Linked DNA regions of Homo sapiens: region 1 is linked to region 2. Evidence: read pairs that join two places in POLR2A ChIA-PET (ENCODE). Cell type or tissue: Caco-2. All regions are shown on one strand. Links, peaks and the distances in the headings refer to the core of each region. The heading gives the core; the rest is flanking DNA.

Region 1 (10,550 bases), core at 1,302-9,301, 260 kb after region 2:
AATATAGCAGCAGGAAGCCAGGCATTTATTTGTCGGATGACCTGCAGGATAACTAGCTCTATAAGAGACTAAAAGAGTGTTTACGCTCTTCTAAAATCTGTCAAACTATTTGGTCCACAAAAAGCAGAAGACATGATATTCTTACGTACCTAATTTTTCAGAGAAGCATTCCGTGTTGCTCATCATAGTATCAATGAATTCTTTAAAATTCACTTTTTTTGTTTCTACAGGAAAAAGAAACACATTTTTTTGGCATCTTTTAAGTATTATTATGAAAAATATTGAATTATATAAAATACGTTATATATTCAGAAATATATAATTATATCCATCAGGTAATACTAACCAATAAAAATATATGGGTATAAAGGGGAAAAGCAAATCAATTTACAGTAGAGAAGTAAACGCTGAAAAACACCAAGAAAACGGGTCAAAATTCTTCCAGTCCCTCTCAAGCATACATAATATTTTTAACTTTTATTTATTTTTATTTTTATTTATTTATTTATTTATTTATTTATTTATTTATTTTTGAGAAAGAGTCTCACTCTGTCACCCACGCTAGAGTGCAGCGGTGCAATCTCAGCTCACTGCAACCTCCACCTCCCAGGTTCAAGCGATTCTCCCACCTCAGCCTCCCAAGCAGCTGGGATTACAGGCACGTCACCATGCCCAGTTAATTTTCATATTTTTAGGAGAGATGGGGTTTCCATTATATGAATACACAATGGTGTATACCACAATTTATGTATACATTCTGTGGATGAATATCATGCTGCTTTCTTTCTCCTTTTTTGCCATTAAGATCAGTGCTGCCATGTACATTCTTGAATATGCTTCCTGGTACTTAAGTCCAAGAGATTTTCCAGGATTTATAGCTAAGAATAGTATTTCTAAACCATGGGATATGCAAATGTTACAAGATACTACATATTATTTTCCAAAGTGGTTTTACCACTTTCACCATATTTACCAATACTTAGAATAACATATTTCTTACTTTTTCCCAATTTTAGTGGATATAAAAATGTATGTCATGAGCCAGGCATGGTGGCTTGTGCCTTTAGTCCCGGCTACTCAGGAAGATGAGGTGGGAGGATTGCTTGAGCCCAGGAGTTTGAGGCCAACAGATCCCTCTTTTTTTTTTAAGTATCTCATTATGACCTAAACTTTGCACTTCCCTAATTACTAAGGATGTTGAGAACCTTTTCATGTGATTATTAGCAACTTGTGTCTTCATGTGGAAAACTTCTATAATATCTGTTGAGTTGTTGGTTTGTAAAAGTTGCCTATATATTCTCTACGATAATCATCACTGTTGTAAGTGTTGCAAATAACCAGTGTGTGGCTTGTATTTCATTCTCTTTGTTGTATCTTTTAACAAAGAGAAGTTCTTAATGTATGCAAATTTATCAATCTTTTCTAGTTTCTTATTTCATATCTTAAAAAATCCTACGTCAGAAAATTTTTCTTCCCTTTGTTTTTTCTAAACCTTAGTTCTCACACCTGGAAATTATTGAATACGGAGTGAGACAGGGATCTAACTATTCTTTCCATTTGAATAAGTAATTTTTTCAGTACCATTTATTAAATGGTCCTTCTTTCCCCAGTTATCCACCACTTTATCATATATGTTGCCATGTATGTTTGTGGATATGTTTGGAAGTTCCTTATCTTGTCCTATTGGTAAATTTCTCTATCCCTTTGCCATTCTCACACTCTTTTAGTCACTACGGCTTTATAAGGAGATTTGATATCCAGGAGAGCAAGTTCCTCCCAACCCCCACCCCCCAACACACACATATCTCCACAAATGTTCTTCTTCAAGAGTGCTTTAGCTATTCTTAGCCTTTAGTCATTCATATAAATATTAGAATTAGCTTACAAAAAAGTCAGGGTTTTATTAGAATTGCTTTGAATAAATAAGTTAATTAGAGAATTGACAGTCTTGGGTCTCTGAATCTACAGACATGGGATACATTCTTATTTATCTAGATTTTAATGTCTTCACATAGTCTTATTTTCTCTATACAGGTATCATACAACTTAGACATATTCCTTTTTTTACTTTTTATTATGGAAAATGTTAAATATACACAAAATAGAATAGTGTAATATGTTCATATACTATCTCTAGCGTCAACAATTATCAACTCATAGACAATATTATTTCACCTATAACCCCAGTCTCCTGTCGAGCCACTCTCACCCTTTCCTTTAGAAGAGCTGCTGCTAGGTTATATGGGCACAGATACTCAAAAATGGTTTAACTTTATTGTGAATTGTAGGTTTTGACATAATAATGAATCCCTATTTGCCCCAATTTAATGCCTTTTGTCCTGACTTCTACCTTGTCAGACAGCAATACCACAAATTCTGCTTTCTTTTTGTCTGCATTTTTGCCTAGGAAAAAAAATCTTGAAAAGATTATTTAAAGAATAAATAAATAAAATTTTTTTTTAATTAAAAAGACTATTAATACTGGTTATTCCTAAATAACAGGCTTTTGAGTGTTTTCTTGTACTTTTGAGTATTTCCATACTTTTTGTATTAGTTTAATTTTAACTTTTTATAATAAAAAAATTAGTCATTTTTCTAAGAAAAAAATAACAAATTGACCCTCCTTCCAGATGTGTCAATGCAGTTTGCCTGAAAATATATCACTCACCACCAGCTTCAGTCAGTTCTGTGATCTTCTTAAATTCTGGCTTAGAAAGGTAAATACCAAAATTTTGAAGACAAGTATTTAGATCCTCATAATCCACATTTTTATCTTTAATTTTATCAATGGCTTTAATGACACCAGGCAACGCTAAAAATAAAGGAGTATGCTAATAAGTATTAAATATAAGTCAAAAATAAAACACCACTAACAAGATGAATTTTAGTTCTAACACTAAATTAACAAAAATATAAATCACTTCAGCAGTGTTATATACTAAAAGCATATCTAGAATCTTTAATAAAAAAAGTAAGTATCAAAATCAAAGTCAAAAATATATTATTCTAGGCCACACACAGTAGCTCACACCTGTAATTCAAACACTTTGAGAGGCCAGGCGGAAGAATCACTTGAGGCCAGGGATTTGAAAGCAGCTTGGGCAACAAAGCAAGACCCCTGTCTCCACAAAAAAATAAAAAATTAGCTGGGCATAGTGGTGTGCACCTGTATTCCTAGCTACTGGGGAGGCTGAGGTAGGAGAATTGCTTGAGCCCAGAAGATGAAGGCTGAGGTGAGCTATGATAGTACCACTGTGCTTCAACCTAGGCAACAGAGCAAGACCATCTCAAAAAATATATGATAGATAGATAGATAGACAGATAGATAGATAGACAGACAGACACACATACACATATATATTATTCTACTATACTATAGTCTCTGAACCTAAGGAAGCACCAATTTAATTGCACTGATAGTACCATAACTGAAATACATAGGAACAAAATATTATATAATTTCTCCATTTAATTCAACAATTTAAAATTCTTTGTACTCTGCTTCTCAGTAGCAGAAATACAAGCAGAAAATTTTCAATCCAAAATGATAAACTTGGATAATTTTGTGGCAATACATGGCTCAGTCTTTGGTAAATTCACCTTAGTTTATCTTTCTAAATATACATATTATTACTTAGGAATAACTATTCTACATCTCTTCTTATAATAACTTGGAATTTACTCTTCATAAATTTGGTCAGTATTTTCTCCACAAAATTTAAACTGATAAATTTTTACTGCAATTAAAGCATTCTTAAAGGAAATTACTTACAAATATACTGAACTCTTAAGAAGGTTGGCTAACTGGAATTCATCTGGTTTAATCAGAAAACTTCAAAGTAGAGGTGGCACCTTAAATCACTTGAAGAAAAAGATGAAAAAACACAGAGAGAGAGAGAGAAAGTGTGTGTGTGTGTGTGTGTATGAAAAAAACAGAGGTTGTGTATGCGTGTATATTGTGTGTGAATATTGTTTGTGTATATTGTGTTTGTATATTCTACCCCTCTCTCAATAAGTTTTATAATATACAAACACACACAATATATACACATACACACATATACACACACAAACTCTAGAACAAATTAAATAGGTTTTCTCTAATTGATTAGGATAGGTAAAGTAGGAAGCTAGGCAGCAGAGGGCATTAAAGCCATTACCAGGTATAAACTTTAAGTAGTCACTGGAAATCATTATGGCTTTCTAAACAAACAAGTGATGATCAAACTGATGTCTGAACTTGATGATTCTTAAAATGATTATTTAAAAGATGATTCTTTTAAAGAAGATGTGTAAATAGTACATACAGCAAGATACATGTCCCTATCTTGTGAAAGAAATTTTTAAGTGAACAAAATTCCCATTTAAAAATTAAAAGCTCTTTTTTAATTTTACAGGTAGAAACAGCAAGTCACCTTAAGCAAATTTGAGATAAAATGGAAAATCATTTGCAGCCACTGTAGGGGTAGAATAACAGAAACATTTTTCTTTCATCAGCTCAGCTTCTATACATCCAATACCACATGGAATGCAGAAATCTGGGGAAAGGGTGGACCATTTATACAAAAAGCCCAGGTAAAAGAAGAGAATGAGTTTCCAACTATTATTCTTGAGATTCAAAGTTAGCATAATCTGTCAGAGAGGGATAGGGTAAAAAAAAAAAAAAAAAAGATGAAATGAGGGGCCTGGTCACTGTATTGAGTCAGCAAGGGGAAAGATGGTTCTAAATTCATGAGGTGGCTGATAAGAACTCTATTCTCACCTAACCCTCTAAGACTTGGGATTGTAAAGTGGCTGCTGAGTGAATATAAAGAGCTGTACCTTTGAGAATCTTGTTTAGTTTGTCATGGGGCTTTCTTGCTTGAACTCACACAATGCTTCCTTGATGCAGGTCCATATAAAGAGCTATACGCTTGGGAGTACAGTGGCTCACACCTGCCATCTCAGCATTTTCAGAGGCCAAGCGGGGAATTGCTTGATACCAGGAGTTCAAGACCAGCCTGAGCAACACAGGGAGACCACATCTCTACAAAAGATTATTTTTAAAAATTAGCTGGGCTGAGTGGCATGTGCCTGTGATCCCAGCTACTTGGGAAGCTGAGGTGGAAGGATTATTTGAGCCCAGGAGGTCTAGGCTGCAGTGTGCAATGATTCAGCCATTGCACTCCAGCCTAGATGACAGAGCAAGACCCAGTCTCAAAAAAAAGATTATGAATGGCTAGTAAGCATGTGAAAATATGCTTGACATCATTACTCATTAAGGAAATGCAAAACTAAAACCACAGTGAAATACCATTTCACACCTATTATAACAGTTATAATAAAAAAAAAAATCAAGTGTTGAGAAGATGTGAAGAAACTAGAATCCTCATACATTGTTGGTGAAAAATGAAAATGTTATAAACACTTTGGAAAACAGTTTTGACAGTTTAAGAGTTAAACATAAATTCACCATATAGACTAAAATTCTTCTCTTAGGAATCTCCCCAAGAGAAATAAAAGTGTATGTCCAGAGGAAGACATGTATACAAATGTTAATTTCAGTATTATTCATAACAGCCCCAAACTGGAAATAATCAAATGTCCATGAGCCAATGGACCACCAACAAAGTAAAGAATATCCATACAATATAATATAGATTTATTTAGCCTTAAAAGGGGATGAACTACCGATACATACTACATAAATTAACCTTAGAAACCAGAAGTGTGATGTCACCAAAATGGCAGAACAGAAGCAATCTGGCTTCATTCTCCCCTACTGAAAACCAAAAACAAATATCCAGTGCCAAGATTAACACCAGTAATATCCCAGAACTCACATCTGAAGCTGAAATGACTCCTGGGGGCACAGAGAAGTGAAAATCTCCAAGCAGATGTTAAGAAAAAAGGACTTCTATATCCACAACACCCCTCCCCCAAACTGCCAGGTACCATGAGGAAAAGTCCCCCTGAAATCTTCATTTCTACAGTGGAAAAAGTGAGACCATGGCAGTCAGCCAGCTTCCCCACCATCTTGGGTTCCTTTACAGGAAAACCATTCCTGAATCAACCCAAAGGAAGTATTATGAGTGCCTATAGGCAATAAACCCCCTGAGGGCAGCTAGAAACTAAAAGAGAGGTGGGACCAGCAACCCCAGGCCACAAAATTCTGCTCTTTATCTCAGCCAAAGGAGACACCAAATCAGAGTGGCTGTTCAGCAGTACCACACTGTAGGAAGGCACATGCCATGGCTCCACTCAGCATGAACCTATAGACAGCCTTCCCACACAGCTAGAGTATCGCTTTTGAGACCTCCCCATTTGAGACATGCAGGACTCTGAACAGTTGTGAAGCCAAGGCAAATCTGGGTTTAAAATACAATCTAGTAACAAAAAGATGCAGTGATCTAGGGTTAAGGTGACTCAACAGGCAAAGTGCAAAAATCCTCTAAGCATATATACCCTGGGAAGACCAAAACAAGCTAGACAGCAAAGACTGGAATAAATAATTAATGGTTCAATGACAAGATATAGACATATGTCCACAAGGAAGAACAGCAAACTAGGAACCATGACCTCCTCAGATGGACAGAGTAAAGAACTAGTAACTGACCTTAATAAGACAGCAATGTGTGAGCTCTCAGATAAAGAATCCAAAATAGTGGTTTTAAGGAAATCTCATCAAAGACTGTAGAGACAAAGAAGGTCACCAAGTAATAATAAAGGGGCTGATCCAGTAAGAGGATATAACAATTATAAATATGTATGTACACAACAACAGAGGACCCAAATATATAAAGCAAACATTAATAGACCTAAAGGGAGAGAGAGACTGCAATGCAATCCTAGTAGAGGACTTCAACACACCATTCTCAGTAATGGACAGATGATCCAGAAAGAAAATCAACAAAGAAACATCAAAGTTAAACTACACTCTAGATCAAATGAACCTGACATTTGCAGAACATTTCATCCAACTGCTGCAAATACACATTATTCTCATCAGCACATCGAACATTCTCCAGGATAGGCCACACGTCAGGCCACAAAAGAAGTCTCAACAAATTTTAAAAAGTCAAAATCATATGAAGTACTTTTCTGATCCCGATATAATAAAACTAAAAATCAATAACTAAGGAATTTTGGAAACTATGCAAACACTGAGACTGCTGGCAAGATGGCTGAACAGGAACAGCTCCGGTCTGCAGCTCCCAGCAAGACCAACACAGAAGGCCGGTGATTTCTGCATTTCCAACTGACGTACCCTGCTCATCTCATTGGGACTGGTTGGGCAGTGGGTGCAGCCCATGGAGGGCGAGCAGAAGCAGGGTTGGGCATCGCCTCACCCACGAAGTGCAAGGAGCAGGCGGCGGCGGGGAGGGGGTGGGAGGGCTCCCTCCCCCAGCCAAGGGAAGCCTTGAGAGACTGTGCTATCTGGGCCAGATACTATGCTTTCCCCACGGTTTTTGCAATCCACAGACCAGGAGATTCCTTCGCGTGCCTACACCACCAGGGCCCTGGGTTTCAAGCATAAAACTGGGCGGCTGTTTGGGCTGACACCAAGCTAGCTGCAGGAGTTTTTTTTTGTACCCCAGAGGCACCTGGAATCCCAGCGAGACAGAGCTGTTCACTCCCCTGGAAAGGGGCTGAAGCCAGGGAGCCAAGTGGTCTCGCTCAGCGGGACCCACTCCCATGGAGCCCAGCAAGCTAAGAACCACTGGGTTAAAATTCTCGCTACCAGCACAGCAGTCTGAAGTCAAACTAGGAGGATCAAGCTTGGTGTGGGGAAGGGCATCTGCCATTACTGAGGCTTGTTTTCCCCTGACAGCGCTAAAAAGGCCTGGAAGTTCGGACTGGGTGGAGCTCAACACAGTGTGGCAAAGTGGCTGCAGCCAGACTGCCTCTCTAGATTCCTCTTCACTGGGAAGGGCATCTCTGAAAGAAAGGCACCAGCCCCAGTCAAGGGGTTATAGATAAAACTCCCATCTCACTGGACCAGCGTATCTGGGGGAAGGGGCGGCTGTGGGCACAACTTCAGCGGACTTTAAACGTTCCTGCCTGCTGACTCTGAAGAGAGCAGCAGATCCTGACAAGGAGGGCTCTCCCAGCACAGCGCTTGAGCTCTGCTAAGGGACAGACTGCCTCCTCAACTGGGTCCCTGACCTCCATACCTCCTGATGGGGAGAGACCTCCCAACAGCGATTGTCAGACACCTCATGCAGGAGAGCTCTGGCTGGCATCAGCCTGGTGCCCCTCTGGGACAAAGCTTCCAGAAGAAGGAGCAACAGCAATCTTTGCTGTTCTGCAGCCTACACTAGTAATACCCAGGCACATAAGGTCTGGAATGGACCTCCAGCAAACTGCAGCAGACCTGCAGAAGACGGGCATGACTGTTAGAAGAAAAAGTAACAAACAGAAAGCAGTAACATCATCAACATAAGGAACCCCCATACAGAAACACCATCCAAAGATCAAAGGTAGGTAAATCCATAAAGATGAGGACAAACCAGCACAAAAACGCTGAAAATTCCAAAAACCAGAATGCCTCTTCTCCTCCAAATGATTGCAACTCCTCTCTAGCAAGGGCACAAAACTAGACAGAGAATGAGTTTGATGATTTGACAGACGTAGGCTTCAGAAGGTGGGTAATAACAAACTCCTCTGAGCTAAAGGAGCATGTTCTAACCCAATGCAAAGAAGCTAAGAACCCTGACAAAAGGTTACAGGAACTGCTAATAGAACAACCAATTTAGAGAAGAACATAAATGACCTGATGGGGCTGAAAAACACGGCACAAGAACTTCATGAAGCATACACAAGTATCAATAGCTGAATCAATCAAGCAGAAGAAAGGATATCAGAGATTGAAGTTCAACTTACTGAAATAAGACATGAAGACAGGATTAGAGACAAAAGATTGAAAAGGAATGAACGAAGCCTCCAAGAAATATGGGACTATGTGAAAAGACCAAACCTACGATTGATTAGGGTCCCTGAAAGTGACAGGGGAGAATGGAACCAAATTGGAAAACACACTTCAGGATATTATCTGGGAGAACTTCCCCAATCTAGCAAGACAGGGCAACATTCAAATTCAGGAAATACAGAGAATACCACTAAGATACTCCTTGAGAAGAGCAACCCTAAGGCACAAAATCATCAGACTCTCCACGGTTGAAATGGAGGAATAAAAGTTGGCTGAGCGTGGTGGCTCACGCCTGTAATTCCAGCACTTTGGGAGCCCGAGGCGGGCGGATCACAAGGTCAGGAGATCGAGACCATCCTGGCTAACACGGTGAAACCCCATCTCTACTAAAAAAATACAAAAAATTGGCCAGGCGTGGTGGTGGGCGCCTGTAGTCCCAGCTACGTGGGAGGCTGAGGCAGGAGAATGGCGTGAACCCAGGAGGCGGAGCTTGCAGTGAGCGGAGATGTGCCACTGCACTCCAGCCTGGGCAACAGAGCGAGACTCCTTCTCAATAAAAAAAAAAAAAGTTAAGGGCAGCCAGAGAGAGAGGTCAGGTTACCTACAAAGGGAAGCCCATCAGACTAACAGCAGATCTCTCTGCAGAAAACCTACAAGCCAAAAGAGAGTGGGGGCCAATATTCAACATTCTTAAAGAAAAGAATTTTCTAACTGGAATTTCATATCCAGCCAAACTAAGTTTTATAAGTGAAGGAGAAATAAAATCCTTACATACAAGCAAACGCTGAGGGATTTTGTCAACACCAGGCCTGCCTTGCAAGAGCTCCTGAAGGAAGCACTAAATATTAAGAAGGGAAAAACTTTCTTAATATAAGAAAAACTTTCTTAATACCAGCCACTGCAAAAAAAAAAAACAGTCGTATATAAAGACCAATCACACTATGAAGAAACTGCATCAACTAATGTTCAAAATAACCAGCTAGCATCATGATGACAGGATGAAATTAACATAGAACAATATTAACCTTAAATGTGAAGGGGCTAAATGCCCCAATTAAAAGACACAGACTGGCAAATTAAATGTATTCAGGAGACCCATCTCACATGCAAAGACACACATAGGCTCAAAATAAAGGGATGGGGAACTATTCACCAAGCAAATGGAAAGCAAAAAAAAAAAAACAAAAAAAAAAAACTGGGGGTTGCAATCCTAGTCTGTGATAAAACAGCCCTTAAACCAACAAAGATCAAAAAAGACAAAGAAGGGATTAATGCAACAAGAAGAGCTAACTATCCTAAATATATATGCACCCAATGCAGGAGTACCCCGATTCATAAAACAAGTTCTTTGAGACGTACAAAGATACTTAGACTCCCACACAATGAAAGTGAGAGAATTTCACACCCCACTATCAATAGTCGACAGCTCAAGGAAACAAAAAATTAATAAGGATTTTCAGGACTTGAACTCAGCTCTAGATTAAGCAGACCTAATAGACACCTACAGAACTCTCCACCCCCAACCAACAATATACATTCTTCTCAGCACTTCATCGCACTTATTCTAAAATTGACCACCCCCAATCAACAGAATATGCACTCTTCTCAGCACTACATCGCACTTATTCTAAAATTGACCACA
Region 2 (10,076 bases), core at 2,077-10,076:
AGTATCCTGCTTTGCAGCTAGCACCAATAATGAACTCCCCCTTTCCTTCTTATACGGTATATCATCATCCCTGGCCCCCACCCCCATCAGCTCTACCCAACTACAAACAGTTCTGATTGATGTTAAATGAAAGGCTTTGCTCTCGAGGACTAGCAGAGCTAGAATGGACAAAAACGGTATGTCAAAGACACGAGGGAATGAGGGGGAAAAACAAGGTGAATTGTCCAAAATATCAGGGGCTGAATGGGTATTATTAACCCAAGTCCAGGGTGCCTTCACACCACACTACATAGTCTCCTAGTACATATGTGGAGTGCACTGAATCCCATTCTACCTTTACCTTTTTCCTTTAGATTGCTTTCTGAAGACTCCATATTACTTGAGGTGATTTAGAAACTACGGATGTCCACCTCCTGAGTACTAAAAGTTTTCTGTTTAAACTAGAGGTAACCTTAATAGTAATATTCAATTATCAGAAAAGAGAAACTAGCTCCCAATTGTGCCCCAATATCCAGATTTCAAAAAAGATCACCAACAGTGAAACTTAGTATTAGTTATCGTTGTGCTATGAAAGGGAAAAAGGCCAAGGTACTGTTAGCTTTTTTCTCATGCCCGAGGGCTTAACCATGCCTATACAAATTATCTAATTTTTTTTTTTTTTTTTTTTTTAAGAAATGGAGTGTCACTCTGTCACCCAGGCTGGAGTGCAATGCGCAATCTTGGCTCACCACAATCTCCGCCTCCCAGGTTCAAGCAATTCTCCTGCCTAAGCCTCCAGAGTAGCTGAGACTACAGGTATCCACCGCCACAGCCAGCTAATTTTTGTATTTTTAGTAGAGACAGGGTTTCGCCATGTTGGCCAGGCTGGTCTCGAACTCCTGACCTCAGGTGATCCACCCACCTCGGCCTCTCAAAGTGCTGGGATGACAGGCATGAGCCACTGCGCCCAGCCATTATTGTCTAATTTTTTTTTAAAGGGTTGGTGTTAAGAGTGATGTGCCAAAAAATAAGCCAATTACAATTCCAATTACATCTTATCCCATTTACTAGTGTGTAAATTAAGGAAGATGAGAAACTGAATGGGCACTATCAGTATCGAGATTTCCAGTGATAGAATATACTTCCATTTATGTCACTTAGCTGAGGGAGAAGGAATTAAAATGTTGTTATTACACAAGCAGAACCAACATGAATAGAAACAGCTCTACATGCTCCAAAACGATTTGAAACCAAGTTGGATTTAATAACCCGGCTCCTTATCATGGGTATGCAAGATTGGTGACAGAAGGAGGTACACAACCAGATACAGAAGTTACTGCCTTACAGGGCACTACTTTACCTAATGCTGATATCTAGAACCAGGAAATAGCAAGTATGATGTGCATAACCATGTCCTGCACAAGTACATATGTAGGAATTCCCCACTAGTTTCCACTCAAATACCAAGGACAAAATGATGACTGCACAGATATTTAACTCACTCCTCTTTGTGCCTTACCCATGTAAGACAGATCACTAAAGAACTTAATTTAAAAACAACAACAGCCAGGCGAGGTGGCTCACTCCTGTAATCCCAGCACTTTGGGAAGCCAAGGCAGGCAGATCACCTGAGGTCAGGAGTTCAAGACCAGCCTGGCCAACATGGTGAAACCCCGTCTCTACTTCAAGTACAAAAATTAGCTGGGCATGGTGGTGGGTGCCTGTAATCCCAGCTACTTGGGAGGCGGAGGCTGCAGTGAGCCGAGATCATGCCATTGCACTCCAGCCTGGGCAACAGAGCAAGACTGTCTCCAAAAAAAAAAAAAAAAAAAAATTCCCTGAGCTGTACTCCAGAAGTACCGAATCGGAATTTCTGGAGAGCTTGGAAATACCTATTAACAAATTCCCTAATTTTTATACAAATGTAGCACCAATTTGTACACTACTCCCATTTGCCAAACAGATTTTACCAATTATGGCACGTAATTAAAGTTTCCCAAACTGCTGCAGCCTACCTCAGTCATCTAAAAAGAATTCCAATCCATCAATGGGAATGGACAAGCTGTGTTGAGAAAGATTTAAGACAAAGACAATTTTTATCTTTAGGTAAAGTTGAGGTCCCAGAAACCTATCACACTGTTAGCTCTATCCCATGCAAATAGCAAAAGATCTGAGAAAGCGATTTCTTGTTCTCTGGGCAATATAACCAAACAGATAAGCGTTACTCACATAGTTCTTGACTTCTCGTCGAGCATTAGCATCAATAGCAAGCCACCTCTGCTGATATTGTGCCTTGATATCTGGATCTTTAGATGTCAAAGAGTTCTTGATTTGTAGACCAGCTGCAACTCTGGCAACCTGACTGTTTCCTGGATTTGCCAGCACTCTGGACAGTTCCACAAGGAAAGTGGGCTGTTAAGGGAAGATAAATTTGTAAATAAAAATATCTTAGGAATTTCCACAACTGAGGATAATTTATAGAGCACTGAACCACCAGAGGGGCGGCGAGGGGGGGAACTAATGTCTAATTTTTTTTTGATATAAGCATTTCAGGAAACCACAAAATATTTACTTCACTGACTTCTATAAAAATGTTACTTAGTGTAACAGGAAGTCTTCCACTTTTCTCGTGGAGCCTAGCACTTAATGAGGAATTACAGATTTCCCTATCAAGATCATTCTTAGTGCCCAAATTGTCATGTTAGACCCCCGAATTGCAAGGTTTCAGAGTATGGTAGTAGTAGTCAGTCTTCTATGTATACTGAGGTGTCCCAAGAACTTTTAATAATGTCTGGTACTCAATGTTTGTTAAATGAATGGCTGTTATGATGGGGGGTAGAAAATAAAACTGTTTATCTAAATTTCAAAAACCTTGGTCCCAAAAGAATGATCCAACTTTCCATCTCATGGCAGCAGCAGGGTAGCTTTTCAATCCATGGAAGGAGGTGATCTTTTATGAGAGGGGGAAATACAGATAAGCCTAAAACAAACTTAGGAGCCTCATCCTCCGTTTTATTTGTGGGCACTCAGCAAAAAGGGAACAATGAAAAAAGCAGATTTATAAGGAAAAGTGATAAGATATTTAGAAATAGGGAAAAAGTGAAAGAAAAAATCTTCAGGCAAGCTGTTCAAGCAAAATAACTTTGTATCTAATGATCAACAATTACTTGCTCCTTTACATTTGGACTTTAGTTGAGGAATACAGTGGATCCCTGAAAAGCATGTTCTTTTGTAACCTTTTGTAATCCACAGGCCTCAAAAACTACTCCCTTTGTTTAAAAATTTAGCACACACACACCTCTCCACCAAAAACCGTGCCCAAACAGCAAAGTTAGCAGGAAAAGTCAAAAGCAGACACATTTTTCTTACTGCTAACAAGCTCTGCAATCACAGCAGAAGATAATTCTTAAAAGTTTTATTAATTATGTACCACTAAAGAATGTTAAGAATGTTAGGAATAAGATAAAAAGCTTTTTGCAAAATTTGCAAAAGCAGAAACAGGAATAATACCCTAAATGGAATTATCAGCCTATACTAGTGGAAAAATCTCTTCTAGGAAAGGATAAACAGGTTAGTTGTAAAAATTGGCACATATGAAAAACAACAAAAAAATCATTCAAAGGCAGTCTGTATAAAATAAGCCTTGTCACTTTGTTGATGTTGACATTTTGCCTATATAACACAAAGGAACACATATGGTTAGTGTTACTCAGACTTAATTCCTATTACCTTTCTCAAAGATGTCAAGCATCATCCAATCCTTCCCTCTGACCCCATCCCCCAACAGGAGATGGACACCAAAGAGAAACTTAACTGGCATCTAGGCTGTTTCAACCAATCCATCCCACATTTTTATACAAAGGACCAGTCTCTAGCGGACTTAGCTTCATTTTCTCCGGACCCCTTAAATTTTAAAATATGAAAAACGAGGAACTTTCCCCTGTGATTTCATCAGCAAACAGGCCCCATCTCAAAGATGAGCCTCAGTCTGTTTTCTGGGTGCAGATCCCTAGTGATTAGGTCTCTATTCATCCAGGTCAGAAGAAAAAAAAAAAAGAAAGAAAGAAAAAGAAAAAACCCCAAGAGAGGAATAACCGAGCAAAGAGGGAAAAATATCAGTGGAAATGGGTTAAGAGGCAGTCGGGTGCCAGGCCTGGCCATGAGTACAGACCAAGGTAGCTAGGAAAGGGCAGAGCTCTAGGAAATAGGTGGGGAGAGCCACAGGGGCCACGGGATAGGAAGGAGAAGCCGGCCGGGGTCAGACAGGGCGGGCGGCCGGGCCCGGAGCTTCCACATGGCCCCTAGGCCCGACTCCCCCGCCCCCACCCCTGCTGAACACGCAGCGCCGCGCAACCTAACTTCCCTTCCCTCCCTCTTTCTCCCTCCCGCTGCACCGCCGCCCTCAGGCCGCGCAACGATTGGGCGGCAGGCAGCTCGGCGCGCCAAGCCATTGGCCAGTCGCGAGGCCCGGGGCGGGACACACCCACCGGCTTCCCGATGGCGGGGTTAGGTTGGACCGGGTTGGGGGGGGAGGGGGAGGGGGGAGGGGGACGGGATGGGGCGGGGTAGGTTCCCGAGGCCTGGGCCTCCGGGAGGGCGGGAAGGCCCCGCACGCAGGGGATGGGGACGCGGCGGGATGGGCGCGGCGGGGTAGCACGCACCAGGTTCTCCACGGCCGCACGCTCCAGGAACTTCTGCGCCGCTTCCAGCTCCAGCCGATCTAGGGGGAGGAAAGTGGGAGACGGAGCGGGGTCAGAGGGGCCGGGCCTCCCCTCCCCCACCCCAATCACCTCAGCCCTACCCCCGGCTCCTGCGTCCTACCGGGAGACACGGTCTTCTCGAGAATGGTGATCAGCTCCATGGCGGAGGTGGCGGCGGCGGCGACTCCTCCTAAGACGACGGCCCGGCCTTTCGGGCGGCGGCTCGAACTGGGGATGGGGGTTGGGGGTCGGGTGGGAAGGGAGGGTGGGGTGGGGGGCGGGGGTCACCACAAACCCATTCACCGGCTCTGTCTGGGTAGTCGGTCCGGCTCCCCTTCCTCTCCTCTTCCCTTACTTCCTCCCTCCAAATGGGCTGCTGGCGGCGGGGGAGGGACCCTGGGGGCAGCTCAGAGCGCGCTGGTGCTCGGGAGGCGGAGGGAGAAAGAAGGAAGGGAGGCTGTGAGTGAGAGGCGGCGCGCAGGGAGGGAGCGAGGGAGGGAGGAAGGCGGAGGGATATTCGGACCGGACCTCTCCGCGGAGGCGCCGCGCTCCACGACGATTGGCCGTTGTCCTGGCCACGCGGAATCCCTAACTGGCCAGGCGCTCAGCGTCGAAGGGCCGTCTCGCGCCCATTCGCCTGCTGGTTTCAAGGCCCGGGTTGGCTGGGCGGGCAGCGGAATGGAGCGCGCGGATTGGCCGAGGGGAGGGAGATTGGGATGGGGTAGGAGAGAGCCCGCCGTTGATTGGGTGGGCTTGGTAAAGGCCTTGAGCTCAGACCGGCTGAGCGCTGGGAGGAGGGTGGACCGGAGGCACGACTCGGATCCTGCGCGATTGGCTGGGATAGTAGGCGTTGATAGGATAGGGTGCCCGGGAGAACTAAGGAGAGGAGTTCGGGGTCGGGGCGCGGGAAGGCGGGAGGTGCCCGGCAACCCTAGGAGCCCGGCGCGGGGCACGATGGGACGCCCCCGGGAAGAGGCGGAGCTGGGTTCGAGCGCTGGGGCTGCGGTTGGGTAAGCGCCGTCGCTCCGAGGGGCGTGTTGCGCGAGGTTTTCGCGGGCCTGAGCGGGGGAGGGGGGACTGTTGAAGTCCTGCGCCGCGCCCACAGGAAGCTGCTTTAATGGCTAGGTCGGCTTGGTACCCTGCTTTCGGCTGGGAGGGATCCGTAAGGCCATGTGGCTCCACTGCCAATGTGTAGATGTGGAAACTGAAGCCCAGAGAGGGTATGGAACTTGTCCAAGGTCACACAGCTGGTTAATGGCTTGGTAAGGAATGGGTTCAGGAGCCCAGAGAGGGTCTGGAACTTGTCCAAGGTCACACAGCTGGTTAGTGGCTTGATAAGCTCAAGCTCTCCTGACGGCCCTTGTCCCTACAAGCAGCTTCCTCTCCAAGGAGTCCCCTAAGCCTGCTTATATGGGGCTTGAGACCTGTGCTGTGATAAATCTGACTTGCTTAGGGGTGAGCTAAGGGATTCCTCCTCTTAGACCCCCCATCCATAGCTACCAGGTACTTGACAGGATGGAAATGTTTCACCCTCCAAAAGTACCCTGTAAAGGCCCAACCTCGAACCAGAAAGAATGTGTGTACAGGAATAAAGGATTGTGGTTCTTAACCTGTTTCAGTTCTCAACCCCGGAAGAAACTCATGAATGCCTTTTCTTAGCAAAATGCATATAAAGAAAACGTGGGCCGGGCGCTGTGGCTCGCGCCTGTAATCCCAGCACTTTGGGAGGCCGAGGGGGGCGGATGACGAGTCAAGAGATCGAGACCATCCTGGCCAACATGGTGAAACCCCGTCTCTACTAAAATATAAAAAATTAGCCCGGTGTGGTGGCGCGTACCTGAAGTCCAAGCTATTCCTGAGGCTGAGGCAGGAGAATCGCTTGAACCCTGGACGCAGAGGTTGCAGTGAGCCGATATCGCGCCACTGCAGTCCAGCCTGGCGACAGAGCGAGACTCCATCTCAAAGAAAAGAAAAAAAATGTGCATACAGTATGTGGCTCAGGCCTGCAATCCCAGGACTTTGGGAGGATCGCTTGAGCCCAGGGGTTCAAGACTAACCTGGACAACTTAGCGAGATCCTGTCTCTTTTAAAAAAAATGAAGATTTTTAAAATGATAAAGGAAAAGTGTAATAATAGGGCCGGGCGCGGTGGCTCATGCCTGTAATCCCAGCACTTTGGGAGGCCGAGGCGGGCGGATCACTTGAGGTCAGGAGTTCAAGACCAGTCTGGCCAACATGGTGAAACCCTGTCTCTACTAAAAATACAAAAAAAAAAAAAAAACCTAGCCGAGCGTGGTGGCGCACGCCTATAATCTCAGCTCCTCAGGAGGCTGAGACAGAATCTCTTGAACCCGGGAGGCAGAGGTTGCAGTGAGCCAAGACTTCACCACTGCACTTCAGCCTGGGCGACAGTTAAGACTCTCAAAAAAAGAAAAAATAAATGGTAACAAAGAATTTCTTGAATTGTTTCATTTTCACAGTAATGATGTAGGGGTAATTGGATGTAGCTGGTTCATAGAGCTTTTTACCATATGACTTGAGCTTGTGAGGTAATTGCCCTGCAGTAGCCACACTGGGAAAACCTAGGAGGAAGTCTGACTTTGTTGAAAGGTTTCACAAAGAATTAGGAAAGATTGGCCAACTCTTTGTTAAAAGAGGAAGAAATGGTCTTTCTCTGCTAGAGATATCTTTGCAGTTTTGAAGCTAGAAATGTAGGGACACCATTCCTCACACCATACTGTGACTAGTGGATTTCCCATGGCTTAGCAGCTAACCCCAGCCTTTTGCTTCATCTATTAACTGTGGAAGAACTGCCCTGTGTGTGTAACTTTGTTATAAATCAGTGAAGATTGGGCCAGGGCGTGGTGGGTCACGCCTTTAATCCCAGCACTTTGGGAGGCTGAGGTGGGCAGATCAACTGAGGTCCGGAGTTAGAGACCAGCTTGGCCAACACAGTGAAACCCTGTCTCTACTGAAATACAAAATTAGCCGGGCGTGGTGGTGGGCACCTGCAATCAATCCCAGCTACTCAGTAGGCTGAGGCAGGAGAATTGCCTGAACCCGTGAGGCAGAGGTGGTAGTGAGCTAAGATTGCACCACCGCACTCCAGCCTGGGTGACAGAGCAAGACTCCATCTCAAAAAAAACCCACTGTACTCCAGCCTGGATGACAGCAAGACTCCATCTCAAAACAAAACAAAACAAAACAACACTGCATTCAGCCTGGGTGCCAGAGCAAGACTCCATTTCAAAAAAAAAGAAATCAATGAAGATTGGCCATGCGTGGTGGCTCACGCCTGTCATTGCAGTACTTTGGGAGGCTGAGGCTGGAGGATCTCTTGAGCCCAGGAGTTTGAGGCCAGCCTGACCAACATGGTGAAACCCTGTCTGTACTAAAAATACAAAAATTAGCCGGGTGTGGTGGTGGGAGCCTGTAATCCTAGCTACTTGGGAGGCTGAGGCAGGAGAATCACTTGAACCCAGAAGTCAGAGGTTGCAGTGAGCCGAGATTGCGCCACTGCACTCCAGCCTGGGCGACAGTGAGACTGTGTCCCCCCACCGCCGCTAAAAAGTCAATGAAGATTAAGTGAGATGACATCTGTGAAAATCCTGGAATTGTCCTTACCTGAGTTACCTACACTACAAATTATCCATAATTTGTTTCACTCAAGCTAACTTTCCCCTGCTCTCCAGCAGTTTGCTGGGCTACCTCTGTCTCAACATCAGTCATGATGATACCAGTGAGGGCAAATGGATTTTTAAAGCAACTGAAATAAGAGCAAAACCCTGTCTCTATACAATTTTCTTTCTTTCTTTCTTTCTTTTTTTGATACAGAGTCTCGCTTTCACCCGGGCTGGAGGGCGGTGGTGCCATCTCAGCTCACTGCAACCTCCGCCTCCCGGGTTCAAGCAATTCTCCTTTGCTCTTAGGATATAGACAAAACCACTTGCATGGCAGGCAAGGTCTTGTATGATCTTGCCTCCGCTCAGCACTAGCTCGACTCAATCCCTTGTTCTCAATCCCTTGTTTTCCCAAGTAGCTGGGATTACAGGTACCCACCACCACGCCCAGCTAATTTTTTTTATATTTCAGATGGGGTTTCACCATGTTGGCCAGGCTGGTTTCAAACTCCTGACCACAAGTTATCCGCCCACCTCGGCCTCCCAAAGTGCTGGGATTACAGGCGTGAGCCACCACGCCCAACCCATACAATTTTGAAAAAGCCGGGCATGGTGGCATGTACTTCAGGAGGGTGAGGCAGGAGGATTACTTGAGGCCAGGAGTTTAAGGCTGCAGTGACCTATGATCCTGCACTCCAGCCTGGGTGACAGCTAGACCCTGTGGCTGAAGTAAAATGCTGGGAAAATAAAAGTTTTACAGCAAAGTTCCAATCAAACATAAAATCCTTACCAAAATCAAAATGAACTGACTTTAGTTGAACTAAAGTTACTGATGGTGCTGTTTAGTTCTTATCAAAAGTACTCACATTCAATAAATGCTGGTGAGGTACCGGAGCTTGAGTGATGAGCACAGACTCCAGAAATTGGGTGCCTGAGTTCCTATCCCAGCTCTACCACTTCTTAGTTTGTGAGTTAACTTTCCTCAATGTAAAATGAGACTATTAATTGTCCTTACTATGTAGGGACAAATAGGGAGGTCCTAAGTGAGTTAAGACATGGTGAATGGGCTGAGTGCAGTGGCTCATGCCTATAATCACAGCACTTTGGGAGGCCAAGGCTGGAGGATCACTTGAGCCCAGGAGTTTGAGGCCAGCCTGGCCAACATGGTGAAACCCTGTCTGTACTTAATACAAAAATTAGCCAGGCGTAGTGGCAGGAGCCTTTAATCCCAGCTACTCGGGAGGCTGAGGCAGGAGAATCACTTGAACCCAGGAGGTGGAGGTTGCAGTGAGCCGAGATCACGCCGTTGCACTCCAGCCTGGGTAACGCAGCGAGACCCTGTCTCAAAAAAGAAAAGAAAAATATGGCAGCTTTAATTTTAATTTAAAAAAATAAATAAAAGACATGGTGAATGCCAGTCTAGCATGTTATGTATGCATTGGCTGTTATCTCCTTACCATGTATTTTGTGCTAAGTGAGTGGTCCTTGGTCTATTAGGGAAGATAGACTTTAATCATTTAATCTCTCAAACATGTAAAGTTGTAAAAGTGACACATGTCAAGGAAGGTTCCAGTCAGGGAGTTCAGGGAAAGCTTAGCTGAGGAAGGGAAGAGAGTTACTCAGGTGAAGAAGAGAGGAATAGTGTGTATGGAGACTCTCGTGGGAAGGAGCTTGGGGATTACAAGTTACTGCAAGAATGCCAGTGTCCCCAAAACAGAGAACAAGGGATTGAGTTGAGCTAGTTTTGAGTGGAGGCAAGACCATATAAGATCTTCCCT

The links. ChIA-PET counts read pairs that join two places held together with the same protein. Peaks named below come from ENCODE experiments on the same cell type or tissue, not always from the same donor. Only the 100,000 strongest peaks of a DNase experiment are listed, where the experiment ranks them.
Region 1: POLR2A ChIA-PET joins it to region 2 with 18 read pairs; 3 of 35 experiments call an interaction of 5 or more read pairs at or near these places.

What each region holds. Positions count from the first base shown.
Region 1 is chr17:47,383,699-47,394,248 of GRCh38, reverse strand. EFCAB13 (EF-hand calcium binding domain 13) reads right to left here. Exons shown (of 25, transcript NM_152347.5): 15 at 2,669-2,812; 16 at 150-224. Among named protein-coding and RNA genes, the nearest start is that of EFCAB13, 65 kb to the right of the region's middle. In Caco-2, for the core only: no CTCF peak of the experiment used is centred there; no DNase peak of the experiment used is centred there.
Region 2 is chr17:47,645,009-47,655,084 of GRCh38, reverse strand. It overlaps KPNB1 (karyopherin subunit beta 1), which reads right to left and starts at 5,166. Exons shown (of 22, transcript NM_002265.6): 1 at 4,801-5,166; 2 at 4,641-4,699; 3 at 2,209-2,391. The coding sequence starts at 4,840. KPNB1-DT (KPNB1 divergent transcript) reads left to right here and starts at 5,657. Exons shown (of 4, transcript NR_171700.1): 1 at 5,657-5,689. RefSeq lists silencers at 4,146-4,195, 4,496-4,635, 4,746-4,815, 5,246-5,425, 5,436-5,485 and 1 more and an enhancer at 6,166-7,011. In Caco-2, for the core only: no CTCF peak of the experiment used is centred there; DNase peaks (open chromatin) are centred at 4,424 and 5,374; H3K4me3 peaks cover 2,967 bases.